Regions from separate parts of the Homo sapiens genome. Here region 2 is linked to region 1. A link is a loop called in an ENCODE intact Hi-C map of the cell type or tissue named here. Cell type or tissue: heart right ventricle. All regions are shown on one strand. Links, peaks and the distances in the headings refer to the core of each region. The heading gives the core; the rest is flanking DNA.

Region 1 (8,633 bases), core at 2,424-4,923:
AATAATGTCAAAGCCAAGATCTGAAAGATTCATCCATCTATTTTTAAAATATTTATTGAGTAATTAACATATGCAAGTACTGATTTGGTATCTACTGAGTAGCTAACATATTCAGATACTAGTAGTCTAGTGGTGAACGCAACAGATTAAATGGCTGCCCTCATAAAGCTTATCTTTTGGTGGAGGAAGGCAACAAGTAACTAATACGGTATAAATGGGGGGATGACATGTGAGCAGTAACCTGAATGTCAAACAACAGGGGAAGGTGTAAGAAGATAAAGGAAGTCACTAAAAAGGATGACATAGATGAGTGGTTTTCAACTCTGTCAAGCTCAACACCCCTTTATAATAGTAATAAATATTTTGTAATACCCCTCTTTTGTTACCCTGAAATTAAATTCACAGATAATATATTTACTCAGGTGCATAATTTTTTAAAAGAATGTACACAATGGCCTGACCATAATAGAAACAATTCAAATAGAATAAAACCTATGCATTTTTTATCCATATATGTCCAGTCACAAAAACAACTACTGTAGGTATTTCAGAGGAGAGTTAATGTAGAGAATTGGTTACAAAGATTTTGGAAAGGCTGGAAGAGCAAATCGATGAAGGTAGGGTTTTCCAGGATTAGTAACTATAGGGAATGACTACCCCCGAGAACTGGAGAAGCAAAAACAGAAATGGTGTTACTCAGAGTCGCTGGTAGCCAGGCTGTGGCTGCCATCCTTCATAGCATAAGATCCAGGATGAACCAGAAGCCAGTGTCTCCTACTGGCAGACCCTCAAGTGAGGCAAGATGGGAAGGAATCTAGGAGCTGGAACTTGGAGGTTTCCAGCCCCAGAGGCAGAAGGCAGAGCTTAGAAGAAGTGTGCATTGCCAAGAGATCACAGTGTCAATTTGCAATTTTTAGACACAACTACATTTGAAGATACAATGAAGAAGTCAGATGCTTGAATCTACTTTTAAATAAGTTGAGATTTAGTAGGAATAAGACAATGTTCCACTAAATGTAGACACTTTATTTATATGATGTTTAGAAATAGAAGGCTAAATAAGTATATTCACCTCTATGTATAGTCATCACAGATACAGTGACCACCACACACCTATATACAGGTGGTGTGATGTTGTGATGTTGATTGAGCTGCTGTCACTGGCATTGCCATTGCTGACGAGATTCTCCAGGTGGTTGAGTCAACATTTCACAGTAAAAGGTCTAAACACACTATTAGTTGCATTGCTGGAAAATTTAGTGTATACTAAAACCACACCAAAAAGCTTCGTGCTTATATGCAAAATGAAGTTAGGTTTGGGTTTCAAATCATTATAAATTTTTTTTTTACCTGTATGAATGTCCATTAGGATGTTCAAAACTGGGGCTGGACTCGAGTTTTGGAGGACATCTAATTTTTCACTCCTTTGTCTTCTAAATGTCATTTGCACGTTGCCACCACATCCCACTCCCACCTCTCATTATTATGACAACTAAAACTGTCTCCACAGATTTTCGGTCCCCAAAAAAAGAGGCAGCAGTGATTCTGAAAAGACCATTTTTCACATGGAAAATTATTATCGTGGCTGGGCGTGGTGGTTCACGCCTGTAATCCCAGCACTTTGGGAAGCCGATGCAGGTGGGTCACCTGAGGTCAGAAGTTCTAGACCAGCCTGGCCAACATAGTGAAACCCAGTCTCTATTAAAAATACAATAATTACCTGGATGTGGTGGTGGACGTCTGTAATCTCAGTAACTTGGGAGGCTGAGGCAGGAGAATCACTTGAACCCGGGAGGCGGAGGTTGCAGTGAGCCAAGATCACGCCACTGAATTCCAGCCTGGGTGACAGAGCTAGACTCCATCTCAAAAAAAAAAAGAAAACAAAAACAAACAAACAAACAAAAAAACAGAAAAGAAAATTATTACCATCTGTGAAGTGAAAAGCAGGTTAGGAAATAATATTTCAGAATAATTCCCTGTCATTATTTTGAAAAGTGTTTATTCATACATACAAGAGAAAGGCTGGCAGTTGTCTTAGTCCATCCCTGGCTGCTGTAAGAAAATACCATACACTAGGTGACTTATAAACAACATACATGTATTTCTCATCGTTTGAGAAGCTGAGAAGTCCCAGATCAAGGTGCCAGCAGATTTGGTGTCTGGTGAGGGCCCTCTTCCTGGTTCACAGACAGCTCTTCTCACTGTGTCTCAGGTGGTAGAAGGGCCAAGACAGCTCTCCGAGGTCTCTTTTATAAGGGCACAAAAGCCAATTGTGCAAGCTCCACCTCACGACCTGATCACCTCCCATATACCATCACCTGGGGGTTAGGATGTCAACATGTGGATTTGGGGGGAGCATAAACATTCAGTCCATTATAGTAGTGTATAAGCCAAAGTGTGAACATTGGCATCTATGATGTAGAGATTTGAGGAATGATTTTTTTCCCTTTATCTGTATTTTTAAAATTTTCTACTTGAGAAACTTTTAAGTTGATTCAAGGAAAAAAAAAATCTATCGTAGGTCAGGCCAGACAGGTTCAGTGAGGATCCTGGTTCCTTGGACCTGTCATACCCGAAATCTATCAACAGGCGCTAACTGCTTGACACAAGCTCCTGAAACAAGCATTTACTCAGACGAACTCCCAGCAATGCCACCCTCCTTCCTGCACATAAACCCCTCTTGGTCCTTGCTCTTCTTGGGGATGATGAACAGGGTATTTCCTTTCTTGGAAAAGTGCTGTGGGTCTGAAGCAAGCTGTGCCGCATTTGGGGCTTTGTAGCACAGTTTTCCTTAAGTATAGGAACCCTCCTAAACTCAGCACTTTGTGATGTAGGGATATTTCTCCCTCATGCCTGCACCATACGTCTCAGCTATAAACTCCCAACTGGAAGACTCAGTCTGAGGTTTGGATAACCACTCCCCACCCATAGGCCAAGATAAATGCCCCACCAGCAAGCTGCAGAGAGATAAGGGAAGTTGCTTGCTGGGTGCTTGTGGCAGGCCTGGCACTTCGAGCCCTGCCAAGAAAAAACAGGGAAGGATGGTAGGACAGGAACACAGCATGAAGTCATTGGCAGGGGGTCCCTGTATATTTCCAAATGACTGCCCATTAGGATTTAACCTAATACACTGTCTCCAAGCCAGCCGCCAGCCTCCAAGACCTCTGCCCTGCACAGGCCCTTATGTTTGGACCAACAGGCAGGGTGTGGTTGTACCTGAAACACACATCGCCTAAGCCTGAATGCCTGGGCCAAGACTAGGGATAGCTTCCAGATGTGGGCTCCACATCTGGGCCAGCCGTCAGGAGACTGCTTATTTGAACAAAGACTGTAAGTACTCAAAGAGCCCCAAGGTCCGGAGAAGGCTGCCAAGACCTGGCGCACAGACGAGTACAGAACAGACCTCAATTTAAGGTTCCAGGAGAGAAAGAAAGCTGTGCTTTGTGGTCCTGGATTGATACCCACGAAGCCAGGTACTCTATTCACACAGGATGGGCAACAGCTCCACCCACAGGGCTGAAATGCGAGGCTTAGCCTCTAGGATAGGCAGAATTCCGGACTGAGGATGGGCTTCTATTTTCAGCAACCTGTCTCTTGACCCTTCCCCGCTTTCCATATCGTCTCCTAATTGATATTCTCTGGAAATATTTTAGAAATACAGAATTTTGCAACTTTACAGTTTGGTGGGCCCTTTTAGCCCGTCATCCCCCACCAGACACCCATTGTTTTACACAGAGCCATGTGACTCGAGAATTTTCCCCACTGGATAAGGAGAAACAAACAAATAGAGCCACTGGCAGTCGTCTTTGGAAGAGGCCAACAAGATTACCGTGACATGGGGGCAGAGTACCCTACACTCCCGGGAAAGGGCAAACGTACTTCTCTGCTGAGTCGCGACAGGCTGGCTAGGCCCCCTGCCCCCCCAAATTCATATATTAAAGTTCTAGCTGGCAGTACCTCATGATGTGACTGCATTTGGAAGTGGAGATTTTAAAGAGTCAATTAAGTTAAAATGAGGTTGTCAGAATGGGCCCTAATCTAATGTGACTATGTCCTTATAAGCAGAAGAGATAGGACACAGATACACACAGAGAGGCGACCACGCGAAGACAGGCAGAAGGCGGCATCTACAAGCTGAGGAGGGGGGCCTCAGAAGAACCCATTCCTGCCAACACCTTGATCTCAGACATCTAGCCTCCAGAACCAGCCTCCAGGAAATACATTTCCATTGCTTAAGCTGCCAGTCTGTAGTAATTTGTTATGACAGGCCGAGCGGACTAACACGAGAGAGATGCTTGGGGTGTGCTGGGGAGGCGGGTGAGCTGCTTGGCTTGTAAAGGCCCTGGGGGCCAGGCTGGTTGGGAGGCCAGCGTGGCCCAGCGAGGAGCCCTGGGATGGATCTGAGCCCAAGGATGTTTGTCATTTTTTTTTTCAGTTTTGTGCTTTCATTAGCCTCAAACTATGAATAAAGTCCTATTAAATGTCACTGCCTGACCTCTGCATTGCTGTGGGACATAAAGGAGAGGGTCCTTGGCTGGGCATGGTGGCTCATGCCTGTAATCCTAGCACTTTGGGAGGCCTAGGCTGGTGAATCACCTGAGATCAGGAGTTCGAGACTAGCCTGGCCAACATGGTGAAACCCAGTCTCTACTAAAAATAAAAAAAATAGCTGGGTGTGGTGGTGGGGGCCTGTAGTCCCAGCTACCTGGGAGGCTGAGGCATGAGAATCAGTTGAACCTTGGAGGCGGAGGTTGCAGTGAGCTGGGATCGAGCCACTGTACTCCAGCCTGGGTGACAGAGTGAGACTCCATCTAAAAAAAAAAAAAAAAAAAAAGAAAAGAAAAAGAAAAAAAAAGTTAAAGAGGAGAAGGTCCTTGCTGAGGATGGAGTAGTCAAGGGAGAACCAGGTCCCTTCCTCTGGGCACAGAGGAGGACAGTTTTGGGACAGGATGGGAACCTTTGAGTACAGACCCAGGACTCAGGGAGGGACCCACCCATCGCAGGGGCAGCATTCCTGGGGTTTTCCAGAACAGCCAGTGGGCAGTTGGAGGAGTAACAGCTTTCTTCAGGGAAGATGGTGCAGGCTTGTTCTATTATAGTTTGGATAACACATAGCACAGGAATTTCACTAGCTATGTTACCTTAGGGAAGTTACTTAAACTCTCTGGTCCTGTTTTTGAGTATAAAATAGGATAATTATCCCTTCATAGAGTTGTTATAAGCATTAAATGAGACGACGTATAGAAAAGATTTAGCACTTTCTCTTATTCACCAAATATTTCTAAGCACCTACTGTGTGCCAGGTACCATTTTGTGCTGGGAGGCTGCAATAGAAAACAAGAGAGAAAATGTCCCTGTCCTCACAACTTATATTGTTAGAGATGGAGAAACGATGAAGGAAATAAAAGTGGAAAGTGGTTCTAGAAGGAAGAGGCGGGCTGCTGGGTCAAAGACTGTTGCAAAGTCAACATAAGGAGAAGACAGATCCATGAGCAAATGCCACATGTCCTCTCCTTCATGGGGTGTGGCTTTGGGTTTGTGTGAGGTGGGACAGATTGCTGAGCCCCTGCATGAACCAGACCCTAGAAAGGCGATGCACCAGGGAGAAGAGGCTGGAAAAATCCTGCTCATTGGCCCAGGGAAATAATGAGCAAGCTGATGTGTGCCCAGGATCCTGAGTGAGGAAAAATAAATCTCCTGTTTAAAAATAAAAGAAGTTTGGCAGTTCCTCGGAAAGTTAAATAAGAATTACCATAAGACCCAGCAATTCCACTACGAGGTGTGCACTCCAATGGCTGGAGGGAGGGACTCAAGCAGATACATGTACACCAGGGTTCGCAGCAGCATTCATAGCAGCTATTTACAAGGGCCCAAAGGTGGAAACAACCCAGATGTCCATCAGCAGCTGAATGGATAAACAAAACATGGTACATATATTTCGTGGAATATTGCCGAATTTTCAAAAGGAATGAAATTCTGAGGCCGGGCGCGGTGGCTCACGCCTGTAATCTCAGCACTTTGGGAGGCTGAGGAGTGGGGATCCCTTGAGTACAAGAGTGAGACGCATCATCCACATGCATCCTTCCTTTCTGAGGGAGGTCGAATGGATCTGCTTCGGTAGGACGTAGTTTGTAATTTACCGAGCTGTGCTCAGTGCAGTCGAAAGCACGTGCAGTGCGCTCAAGACCCCCTCGCACTCGGGGCACACCTCCTGCCACTGGGCCGTGCTGCCCCCTCTGGCCGGTCCGCACACTGCAGCCCAAGGCGAGACCTCCCGGGCGGTAGGCGGGAAGGGGCAGGGAGGGCGCAGAATTCTGAGGCCTGGTAGTATTGTTTTTCTGACATAAGCCCACTCCTAATTCCGTTCCCTCTGAAATAGATTTGTGAGATATTTACAGTGCTCCTGTTCCCATGAAACCAAGCTCAACAAAAAGAAAAGGAGAAGGCAGCCAATCCAAGGAGCTGCAGCGCCCTCCGTCACCTGGAGCAGGTGCTTGGTCAGGACGGCACGCAGCACAGTTCTGGGCTCCCAGAGCCCATGGGTTTGCAGAGGCCCAGGGTATACTCTCTCCAGAACACCCCTTTTCGAAATCCAGGAGCATACAGAAAGAGACTAACATGTTCCACTACATTTTTAAACCTTTTGCATGAAAATGAAAAAACTACTATATGCTAAATTTTTAAATGTCAAATGAAAAAAAAATTTTTGTAATTCATATAAAAAACAAGGCCTAATCTTCCTAATATATAAAGAGCTCCCAGAAAAAGGAAGAAAAGAAAAAGAAATAACCCAAAAGAAAATCTGGGCCACATTCACAAAAAGCAAACACTGAAATATTATTTTCACCCACAAAACTGGGTGATTTTTAAAAACCCACAGAAGGAAACGCTAAACAGGGAAGCATCCCTTGGAAGCCACTTGCTTGATGGCCCCCACATTGAATCGCAGAACAATTCTCAAGAATTCACTTTTCACTTTCCCCACAAATGTCCTTACTACTAAATGTGAGGAGATTCACAAATATTTCTAGAGAAAATTATTTCCATTTAAATAAACAGAAGAAAAAATAGATACCATTCCTAGATTTTAAAAAATGTTATTAAAGGATAAACTGTTTGACGGTAAGACCATTTTAACTCTGTATTTCAATGCTTATTTAGCTTAGTACTTAGACCAGTGATATTAATTAGTTTTGGATGGTTGTGATAAATGGATGGATGGATGGATGGATGGATAGACAGACAGATAGATTGATAGATTGTGATGCACTAATGAAAAAAAGGTGGAAAAGAAGGGATGGAGGGAGAAAAGAAAGAAGGGAAGACAAAGGACAGAAAGAAGACAGGGGAATTCTTAGGTTGGTTGGATGGATAAATGGAAGTAAGTTTGGGATGGAAGAAAGGACGGTTGGTTGACTGACTGGCTGGCTGGATGTGACGGAATAATGAGTAGGTGGATGAAATGATAGATTAATGGGTGGAATGGATGATGGAAAGCTGAAAAATTGATAATGAAGTATAACAAGACTCTCATCAAGTAATGTGGCTTGTCTCGGTTTAGGGACAGAAGCATTGATGATATAATTCTCTTCTTTTCTAGTAAAAATGGGAAAATTCATAAATTTTTTTAACTAGTTTCATTTACAGCTGCCAAGACATACAGGGCTCTCAACTGAGATCCTGCCTCTTGAGCAAGAGGAAGGTGAAATGAGGTGCAAGGGTTAGCATCTTTACTTTACAGGTGAGGTAACTAACTCAACCTTCCTTTTGAATAATAAATATCCAAGCTATTACAGACTTTATAAAATACCATGCATTTAAAATAAAATTGTAGGCCATAGAAATGAACAAAAGAAGGGAAAGAACAGGGTCATTAAAGTTATTCTATGAGCTAGGACAGGTCACCCCAACTGTGGTTATGGCCAAGGCTAAATTACAGAGTGCAATGCCATCTGCCCCAGTGTTCTCTTCCTGTCACTCTCAAAGGCTTTTTATTCCAATTTATTTTAGGAGTGCCAAAAGGTATGTTTCTAATTCTATTTCTCTCCAGTTCTTTTTATAGTACTCAAGTCTGGGCAAATATCAGTAACATAAACGTGTGTCCTCGTTTTTGTATTTTAAGTCAGTGATAAGTTGAAGTACCCTGGATTTCCTGCTTCTTTGGAATTCATCACCTGCTGTTTTCAGAGCCAGCTGCACCTGTGTGGTTTTCGGAGCACAGGTCCACCTGCTGGACTGCCTGCTAGGCCATTAGCAAAGCCAGTGGCCAAATCACGCACTTGGGCGTTTTTAGATTCTGTCACTTTAGTGATTGTGAAAAGCTCCAGGCTGCCTGCACCCCCTCCCAATGTTTGCCAGAGAACTGGGAGCTGGGGACAGGGGTTCATTTGGAAAATATCAGTAAGAAATAGGAAGTTCTAAAGAACTTATTATCTATGAGGAAGACAACCAATTATTGCCCTGAGTTTATTGGGGTCTTTCTCTCTTCACCTGTAAAAAAGTGCATTTGCCCAAAAGGTATTGAATTAAGGGGGTATAGTAGATGCTGCCAGATTCCAATATACCTTCCCTTGTCCTTCTTCTTCAGTGCTGACAGGCTCCCATGGTAGCTGCCAGCACATGGCCTGAGGACT
Region 2 (8,633 bases), core at 2,751-5,250, 240 kb before region 1:
CCAAATTGGTTCCGGGTTTGTCATCTGTATATTTAATATATAATAAATTATATATACAATTTATTTTTTGAATAGACAATAGAAGCACATATTATAAAATTCAAAAAATACAAAGTGTATACAGTGACAGGAGCCTCCCTCCTCACTTTACCTCCCACTTCTCCCCAAAAGCAGCTCCTGTCACCCATGCCCTGTGTATCTTTCCAGGGATATTTACAAATATATATGTAGACACTATGTGATTTTCTTTTATATTTATGATAGCCTATTCTGCTTGAGATTTTTAATTTGCTTTGTTTGATTAACAGTATACCTTGGGGCTTGTTCCATATCAATATATTAAGAGCTTCCTCTTCTCTTCTGTGTCTACATAATAGCCCATTGTAGGGATATACCATAGTTTATTTAATCAGTCTCCTTTTTGGATATTTAGGTTGTTCTCAAACATTTTCTAGTACAATCAGTGCCGCAGAGATTAGCTTCCTACAGACATCATTTTGCACACATACGAGTTGATCTGCAGGATAAAATCCTGGAATTGGAATTTGCGGCCAAAGGGCAGGTGCATTTATAATTTTGATAGATAGTGCCAGATTGTCCCTCATAACGGATGTACTCATTTATTTTCTCATTAGTAGTTTATGAGATTGCCCCTTCCTTCTTAGCCTCACCCTTGCCTATATAATAAAATGTTTTGATGTTCACCCTTCTAGTATTTTTAACCAGCTTTTTTCTTGTTATGAGTCGTTATGCATCTTTTAATGTGTTTATGAACTATCTTGATTTTCTTTATTAGCTGATTTAGTATTCGTTGGCTCTTTTCATATTGATTTATAGGCATTTCCTATATATTAAAGAAATATATCCTTTGTCTGTGATCTATGTTCCAGATAGGTCCCTGGTTTGTCATTTGTTGATGGTGTTTTTTCCCCATGCAGAAAATTTTTATTTTCATGAAATCAGATTTATCAGTTTTTTTTCTTTTATAGCCTCTGGGGTTTGAGTCATAGTTAAGACTGACCTTCCCCACGCCTAAATTATAAAATCCTCTTCTATGTGCATGCATGGGTGTGTGAGGTTGTTTCAAAGAAAGAAGTGATAGAGTGTAATCGCTGAGAAAACCAACTGTGGAGTCAGACTGACCTAACTGCCCTGGTTTCATCTCTATTTCTTTAATCTTGGATGAAATGTTTAATGGGTTAGTAATATCTATATCCCAGGGTTACAGGTGACTATGAAGATCACATACCACAATATAGGAAATCGTCCTGTATTAAATTACTGATAGCTGTTTTTATTGTGTTATTTTCTCCAAGTTTAATAATAATTGCACAAGAACAAGGGCCCTTTCTTCTCTTTCTTTTGCTTTCCCCTTGCCATTGTGGCCCTTCCCCTTCCCAAACTCTGCTGCCAGCAAGACCTTAGCGTGGTGCTCTGCTGATGGGACTCGAGTGCTCACTTTGATTGCTTCACTGTTTATTTTGATTGGCGACAGAGAGGCCTGGAGTTCTGGCTGGAGCCACCTGGAGTGCCACAGGTGCTTCTCCACTTGCCACGCAGCTGTTCTCCCAGTCCCTTGAGGACCCTGGCGCCTCTCCAGATCTTGGCACTTGGTTTCTTTCCATGGGTCACCGGTGAGAGTCCGTGTTCTTTCCTTTGGGCCCCCTGCAGCCCCTTGCCACAGAGGCCTCATCCCGAGAGGACTTGAGACAGCGTACTCCCCACATGGGTGCCCTGTAAATATCTTTGACCAAAGAAGTTAGGAGAAGTAAGAGGTTTGGGGTGTCATATTGACTGGAAGAGCCACAAATCTCTTGGCTATCTCTTCGTTCCCATTGATTACACAGGAAGGAATTATTCCAAATCATGTATTTCTTTAGTGGATGATCCCCTTAAAAATTTCTACGATGTCAGTTTCTGTTAATATTTACTACAGTTTTTATTGTCATGGATTGTAACTTCTTAAAAATATTTAATATCATGCAAGCTGTTCAAAGACACCAGTAATTTGGAGACAGTGCAGGGAATCGGGCTGTGATTTCCTGGCTTTTATCTGTCTCTGCTGCTCCCTTCTCCTCTCCTTTGCCTGTTTGTGTTTCCTTTGTACACTCACTTTTAACAAAGGCCCCTTGAAATTCCAGGGGTAGGAGACACAGTGGAGCATTGAGGTAGGTCATCTCATATTTAATTTTGCCACTCTCTGGCCGTTAATTAAAATAATGCTTGAGTGCTAGTGTCCAGTTTTACAGGGGGTGTGTAAAATGTTAATCACAACTGATCTGAAGCATCCAGTCCAGTGCCAGGGAGAGGGTTTAGGGCACAGGCAGGGAGCATGTTATCAGGAAAAAAATAAACTAGAGGAAATAAAACATTTTGTTGTTCTTTAAAAAATTTTAATATGAGGCCCTACTATGAGCAAATATGAAGGAGGATGTGAAGACGGGTAAGGTGCAGTCCGCGGATTCAAAGGCGGGGCCATCTGCATGCTGAGCGTTTTACTATACTATTCCATTTAAGATTCGCAGCAGGCTGGGCGTGGTGGCTCACGCCTGTAATCCCAGCACATTGGGAGGCCAAGGCAGGTGGATCACCTGAGGTCAGACGTTCGTGACCAGCCTGGCCAACATGGTGAAACCCGGTCTCTGCTAAAAATACAAAAATGAGATTCGCTTAAACCCGGGAAGCAGAGGTTGCAGTAAGCTGAGATTGCACTATTGCACTCCAGCCTGGGTGATGAGAGTGAAACTCCGTCTAAAAAAAAAATTTGCAGCAGTCCAGAAGGTAGGCCCCATTATTCCGATTGTATGGGTGAGGATACTGAGTTGAAGAGGAGTAACTTGACATTGATCCCATTGTACAGTGGAGCCAAGATTAGATCCAGGGGACCTGGTTTCCCAGCCCCATCACCTCAGTCCTATTGCATTACCCTCTGGAAATGCTCAGTCCAGTAAAGGAGAGAGTGATGATGCAATGATGTGACTGCTTCCAGTGAAGAGTAAAAGTAATGAACTAGAAACGGGAGAAACAGATTGACACCCTTGAGTTGTCTTTCTGGTTAGGGCTTTTGGGTTTTTGTTCTGTAATACAGTCCAATGTGGTGGCCATTCAAGGGAGAAGGGCCACTCATCAGCCCTCCTGCTCCCTCACCCCCATCTTAATTAAATAAGTCTCCTTAGGATCTCACACACCTGCATGTAACAAAACAGGTTTTAAAAATCTGTAGTCAAGGAGCACTGCTTGTTTCTTTCTGGCAACAATCCCAGTGGAAGTAAAATTACACTGGACTGCCTGAAACTCTGAGCCCAAAGCGTTAATTTTTGAAAAACGTTTGAGGTTCCTGAGTTCCCGTGGTATGCTACTAGAATATTCTGTAGCTTTAACAACTCCCAGCCTTCATTCTGCACTGCACCCCCCGCACACCCAATACCTATTCCACATGTCTGGGGATAGGTCAGCTCACCGTCCACCCTCGCTGCCCCCTAGGCTGAGGTTCCCTGATGAGCACAGTTTTCCGGGAAGGATTTCAGCCCCTCTGTGAAAGTCTTCAGTTATCTCCTCTCTTGTTTCCAGAAGTAGCTTCTTTACTCCAACTTGAAATCTTGCTGTATTCCTTAGTGTTTTGGAAACAAAATGTGCAGTAGGAGAATTCTGGCTTTGTGGATATTGGATCACTTTGTTCCCTGGCACAACAATCTCTCCTTTGTATTAAACATCTGAGAACAGAAGTCCTAAATAACATTTTTATATTCCTTGTTGATGTAAGTTCTTTATTTGGGGACAGCAGTTTGGTACTTGTTCCTCTGTCAAATTCTGATGTACTTTCCCTTTTTCCTATGATGAGGACACCACTGACCCCTAGCCTGGAATTTTACTTTGGGTAGTGGTGGTATTTGCTTACCCCGTGGGACTTTCCTGTTGAATCCCTCTAGTCTGCAGTGAGTGGCCTGTGTCATAGTGGGATGTCTGACTGGTCGGAGCAAAGGTACCCAATCCTCCAGCCTGACCATGAGCTGGGTGGTGAACTAGCCAGCCACAAACAAGCCAGATGGACAGACAGACCAAAATAGCCACTTGTCCACCTCCTTCCTGGAAATGCAGAAGGGCTGCTCCGGAGGTCCAAGAAGACCTAATTTGGTCAGCAACCCAGCACTTACTCTGAACAGGAGGTGGAGTTGTGAGCCTGGTATAAGTTCCCTACCTCCGATTCTTTACTTTTACCACACACGTTTGCACATTTCAAGGAGATGATCAGCCACACTACCAACTACTGATGGGTAACAAATACTCTTTACGTCAAAGCTCTTCTGATGATTTTCCTGGATTCTGTACTTGTACAATGAATGTACTTGTGCCTTTACTCCAAAGAAAATTAGTATATGTGGCTGGGCACAGTGACTCACGCCTGTAATCCCAGCACTGTGGGAGGCCGAGGCAGGTGGATCACTTGAAGCCAGGAGTTCAAGACCAGCCTGGACAACATGGTGAAACCCCACCTATACTAAAAATATAAAAAAATTGGCTGGGCGCAGTGGCTCATGCCTGTAATCCCAGCACTTTGGGAGGCCGAGGCGGGCAGATCACTTGAGGTCAGGAGTTCGAGACCAGCCTGGCCAACATGGGGAAACATTGTCTCTACTAAAAATACAAACATTAACTGGGCATGGTGGCAGGAGCCTCTGGTCCCAGCTACTTGGGAAGCTGAGACAAGAGAATTGCTTGAACCTGGGAGGTAGAGGTTGCAGTGACCTGGGATCATGCCACTGCACTCCAGAGCGAGATTCTGTCTCAAAATAAAAAAAAAAAAAGAAAAAATAACAACAAAAAAGAAAATTAGTATATGTGCTTTACTCTTTAGGCAAACCCAATATTATACAAATTCAGTTTTTTAAGACAGGATAGGACATTTTATTTTTCAGAAAATGTATAACCACATTCCTTAAATGGCGTAGGTAGTATAATATAAATATGGTTTATCCCCTAAGACCGTTTTTATTTCTATGTGAGTTTCAAAGCTCTCCCTTTTTCCTATTCATTCAACAACTCCACGCTGAGTTGTCTTATGGGAGGAAAGGCTGCCCTGCATGGCTCTCTTGCAGCTAATGAAATGAGCAGTTGGCTTTGGTGTTTTATCACTTTGGGTCAGAGATCTATTTCTTGCTCCTTACTCCTTCAGTGAATATCTAGTTCGTGCTCCCTATGGATCAAGCATCGTGCTGGTCTTCTTCCATCTGCCTTGTTCCCAGTGGGAGCAGTTGGAAGGATGCTGATGGTTTCTTCCTCCAGGAGAGGAAGGGCAGTGTTTCATGTCACTCACAACCAAGCAGCTAGTTGTCGGCTCTTGGAAAACTAGTTCACCAAAGGGAAGCACTGAGCCTGAGGCCCTGGGATGGGTTGGATTCTTTTCTAAGTGGAATAACATTCTACTCCTCCTGCTTAACCTTTCCTTGCAAACTAAAATGGGAAAATCACTCTATGGACAAAGTCAAGCAGAAATAAAAAATACCCTCTCTGAGGCAGCCTGGCAGTACCTGCATGAATCAGCCAGTGTTTGGATAAGAAGCAGCCCCTCGAGAAGGAATGGAGCCCTTCCCTGGACCTTAATTGATTTTTGTATTTGTTCTTCTTCTTTTAATTCTTTGTGGAAAAGTGATTTGTACTGCAGAGTGGCTTTAACATATTATGGGTGCTGTTTTATGTAATACTGTTCTTATCTAAAGATCATTTCTGCTTGTTTTGCCCTATTTTTTTTCCTGATCCAGCTCATGTTTGTTTTTCTTTTTCATTTTATTTCTTCTTTTTGAAGGAGTTATTGTTCCTCTTATTTCTCCCACTTCATCTACCCCCGTTATCTGCCAGGAGAATAGGAGAAGACATGGGCCACTTTTTTTTTTCCATTTTTAAAATCAATTGGCTAGATATCACCTTTCTCTCGTGAGTTTGTTTCATAACGCAGAGCCTCATTAGTAACGAACCTGACCCTTAAGAAGTTGGGTTATGTTTATTCCTAGGGATTAAGGCACTGTTCTGGCCTGGTTGGCCCTTTGCTGTCTGTGCTATCGTCCGCCCCTGCTGACCAGGGCGTGCCTGGCTCATGGACAGGGCAGCTCCTTGCAGAGGTACCCTGCTGTCAGGGAAAGTTCTATGGACTAGTAACTGCTAAGATCTTTTTTGATAAAATGAGATCTTGAAGCCTTCAATCATGAGCCTCAAACAATTTACATAATAAATCCAGAACTTGGAGATCCAAAAGATATTGCCATGTTTTTGGTTATGTTGCTAGGGAACTATGCCTCCGTTTTCAAATGATACATTGCTGTGTGTGTGCGTGTACATGTGCATGCATGTGTGTGTATGTATGGAATGAGGAAAATTAGGTGTTTCATGCTTATGCATTGTAGTGAAGGCTACAGTGTTGTTAGGCTTTTCTGATGGATATCATAACTCAAACTACAGAATTTGTTTACAGCAGTGTTCATGTGACCAAGAAAAAAAAAAGCAGATGAAAAGTAGCCAGACGTGTTCAAAACACAACTAATAGATCAGGTTTCTGGAACATCTGAGTCTAAGGGTTTGGTCTTCCTCACAATATGTTGAGAGGTGATGTTTTAAAAGCAAAAACGGAGAAAAGGCCAGCTGTGGAGAATGGTAACTGAGACAATTAGAAAGCAGATGTGTGCAATTGAATGTAGTCAGCCTTAAATGGATCCACACTCTCTTCTGTATGAGGGTCTGGAAGGGAGAGTTCACAGAATAAAAATGGAGTCATTTTATTCTTTCTGTTCAATATAGATTCCCACATACAGCGAGTATTTGAATTGTGACTTGCTTTCTCATTGGCGTAATTCCCACCTGCCTTTGGAAGTCCATTCCGAGGTGACCTTGCCCCCTGCAATATGGAATGGGAAAACACCTGGCTGAGTCTAGACGTCTGATAACCACGTAGGTGGGTAAGGTAACCACTGGGATGGCTGGAAGGTGTTACCCAGGGAAACTGAAGGCCAGGATGAAAATAAAAGCAAACGGTTTCCCCTTGGGCAATGACTGCCATCAGGATTCTGCTGCTGATAAAATGCTGCTCCTTTGTTCTGCTTCCTGCGTGTTCATCCATATGATAGCTGTTAGACATTTCATTCAGCTTTCACCCACCTGGCACTGCTTCAGTGCCAACCAACGGCAAGGTGCTCCCCAGCTGCCATGGGGAGCCGGGTACAAATAGACCTCAGCGAAGCCCTGCGTGCATGCAAACTGCGTTTGCCTTTTGCATTCTGCTTTTCTCTCGGGGCCATGCTTGGGACACTTACACGCTGCCCGCTTTCTTTCTGTGATGGGGGCTGGTGCCTTTGCACTAGGCCCCCACAGTCATCAATAGCCCTGTTCATGTGGGAGGTGACAGCAACATTTTGCCACATTACAGGCTGCAGGGCTCAATGTGAACATTCTTCTTAGAGTGAGCAAAGGGCATGGGACTTCTGACGGCCAGGGAAGTCACAGCCTGCACCACAGTGCGAAGATCCTCCATCTGGGCCATGGGGAGCACTTAGAATGTCTTTTTATGGGTTCAATAAAATGTGATGAACAAATGTTTGTGGTGAAGCTCTATTGTGAGGTTTTCTGATCATATGTAACATAATTACTGAAATCTTTGTCAGGCATTGTTTTGCATTTTTATCTACAAAGGAAGCCAGTGACAAGCTCACCACTGTTCTCTGTTTTCCCTTTAGTCGGTTCTTAATCATCCAAGTCAATAGAGAAAATCACCATCATCGATGACGCAAACCCGTAAAAAGTCCAAAAATAATTTGTGTTTGATTTTGAGATGGAGATGGTAGGCATGTGAACAAAACGTGCCAAGACATTTAGGCTACTTTGAGGTCCAGGCCAATGCCCTCCCAACTCGGCTCTGCTCCCCCTGAAGCCGGAGACCGTGTATAGGGATCTGGGGGACCGGAGGGCAACGCCAGAGAACAAGTGGAGGAGGTGGCTATCAATCCTCAGAGTTTGTCATCCACTATGAAGAAAGCTGGCCAGGTTTTGTTCTGATAACATCACATAGATATTTTATACTTTTTAAAAGATGATCAGAGTGACATCTGTGTGGTTAAAAAGCCAAATAACACAGAAGGCTTTTAATAAAAAATAACAGCCCTGCCTGGGTCCTGTCCTTCCTTGGTCCCACTTTCCAGAGGAAACACCTTTGAACCCTCCCAGCTTTGTTGAAAGTTCTTTGGGTGGCTACCTTCATATCTTTAAATAATATATGGTAGTACCATTTGTACTAGTTTTCTAGGGCTGCTGTGACAAAATACCGTAAACTGGGTGGCTTAAAACAATAGAAATTTATTATCTCATAGTTCTGAGGGCTGGAAGTCTGTAATCAAGGTGCCAGCATGGCCACACTTGTTCTGAAGGCTCAGGGGGATCCACCCCCCACCTCTTCCAGCTCCTGGAAGTGCCATCGGTCCTTAGCTTGCCCTCTGTGTCCCTGTGTGTCCCTCCTCACATGGCATTTTCCTCTGCCTATAAGGACGCAGTCCTATTGGGTTAGAGCCCACCCTAACGACCTCCTCTTAACTTGATTACATTTACAAAGACCGTGTTTCCAAATTAAGTCACATTTACAGGTACTGGGGACT

The links. Hi-C counts contacts between places; a loop is a spot of excess contacts. Peaks named below come from ENCODE experiments on the same cell type or tissue, not always from the same donor. Only the 100,000 strongest peaks of a DNase experiment are listed, where the experiment ranks them.
Region 2: a loop joins it to region 1, with 3 times the contacts of the local background. A loop is called at or near these places in 3 of 110 quality-filtered maps.

What each region holds. Positions count from the first base shown.
Region 1 is chr18:63,020,218-63,028,850 of GRCh38, reverse strand. No RefSeq gene overlaps it. Among named protein-coding and RNA genes, the nearest start is that of BCL2, 300 kb to the left of the region's middle. In heart right ventricle, for the core only: a CTCF peak has its summit at 3,522; a DNase peak (open chromatin) is centred at 3,482.
Region 2 is chr18:63,257,964-63,266,596 of GRCh38, reverse strand. The region is part of intron 2 of BCL2 (BCL2 apoptosis regulator); the gene reads left to right. Among named protein-coding and RNA genes, the nearest start is that of BCL2, 57 kb to the left of the region's middle. In heart right ventricle, for the core only: a CTCF peak has its summit at 4,167; DNase peaks (open chromatin) are centred at 3,450 and 4,044; H3K27ac peaks cover 1,665 bases.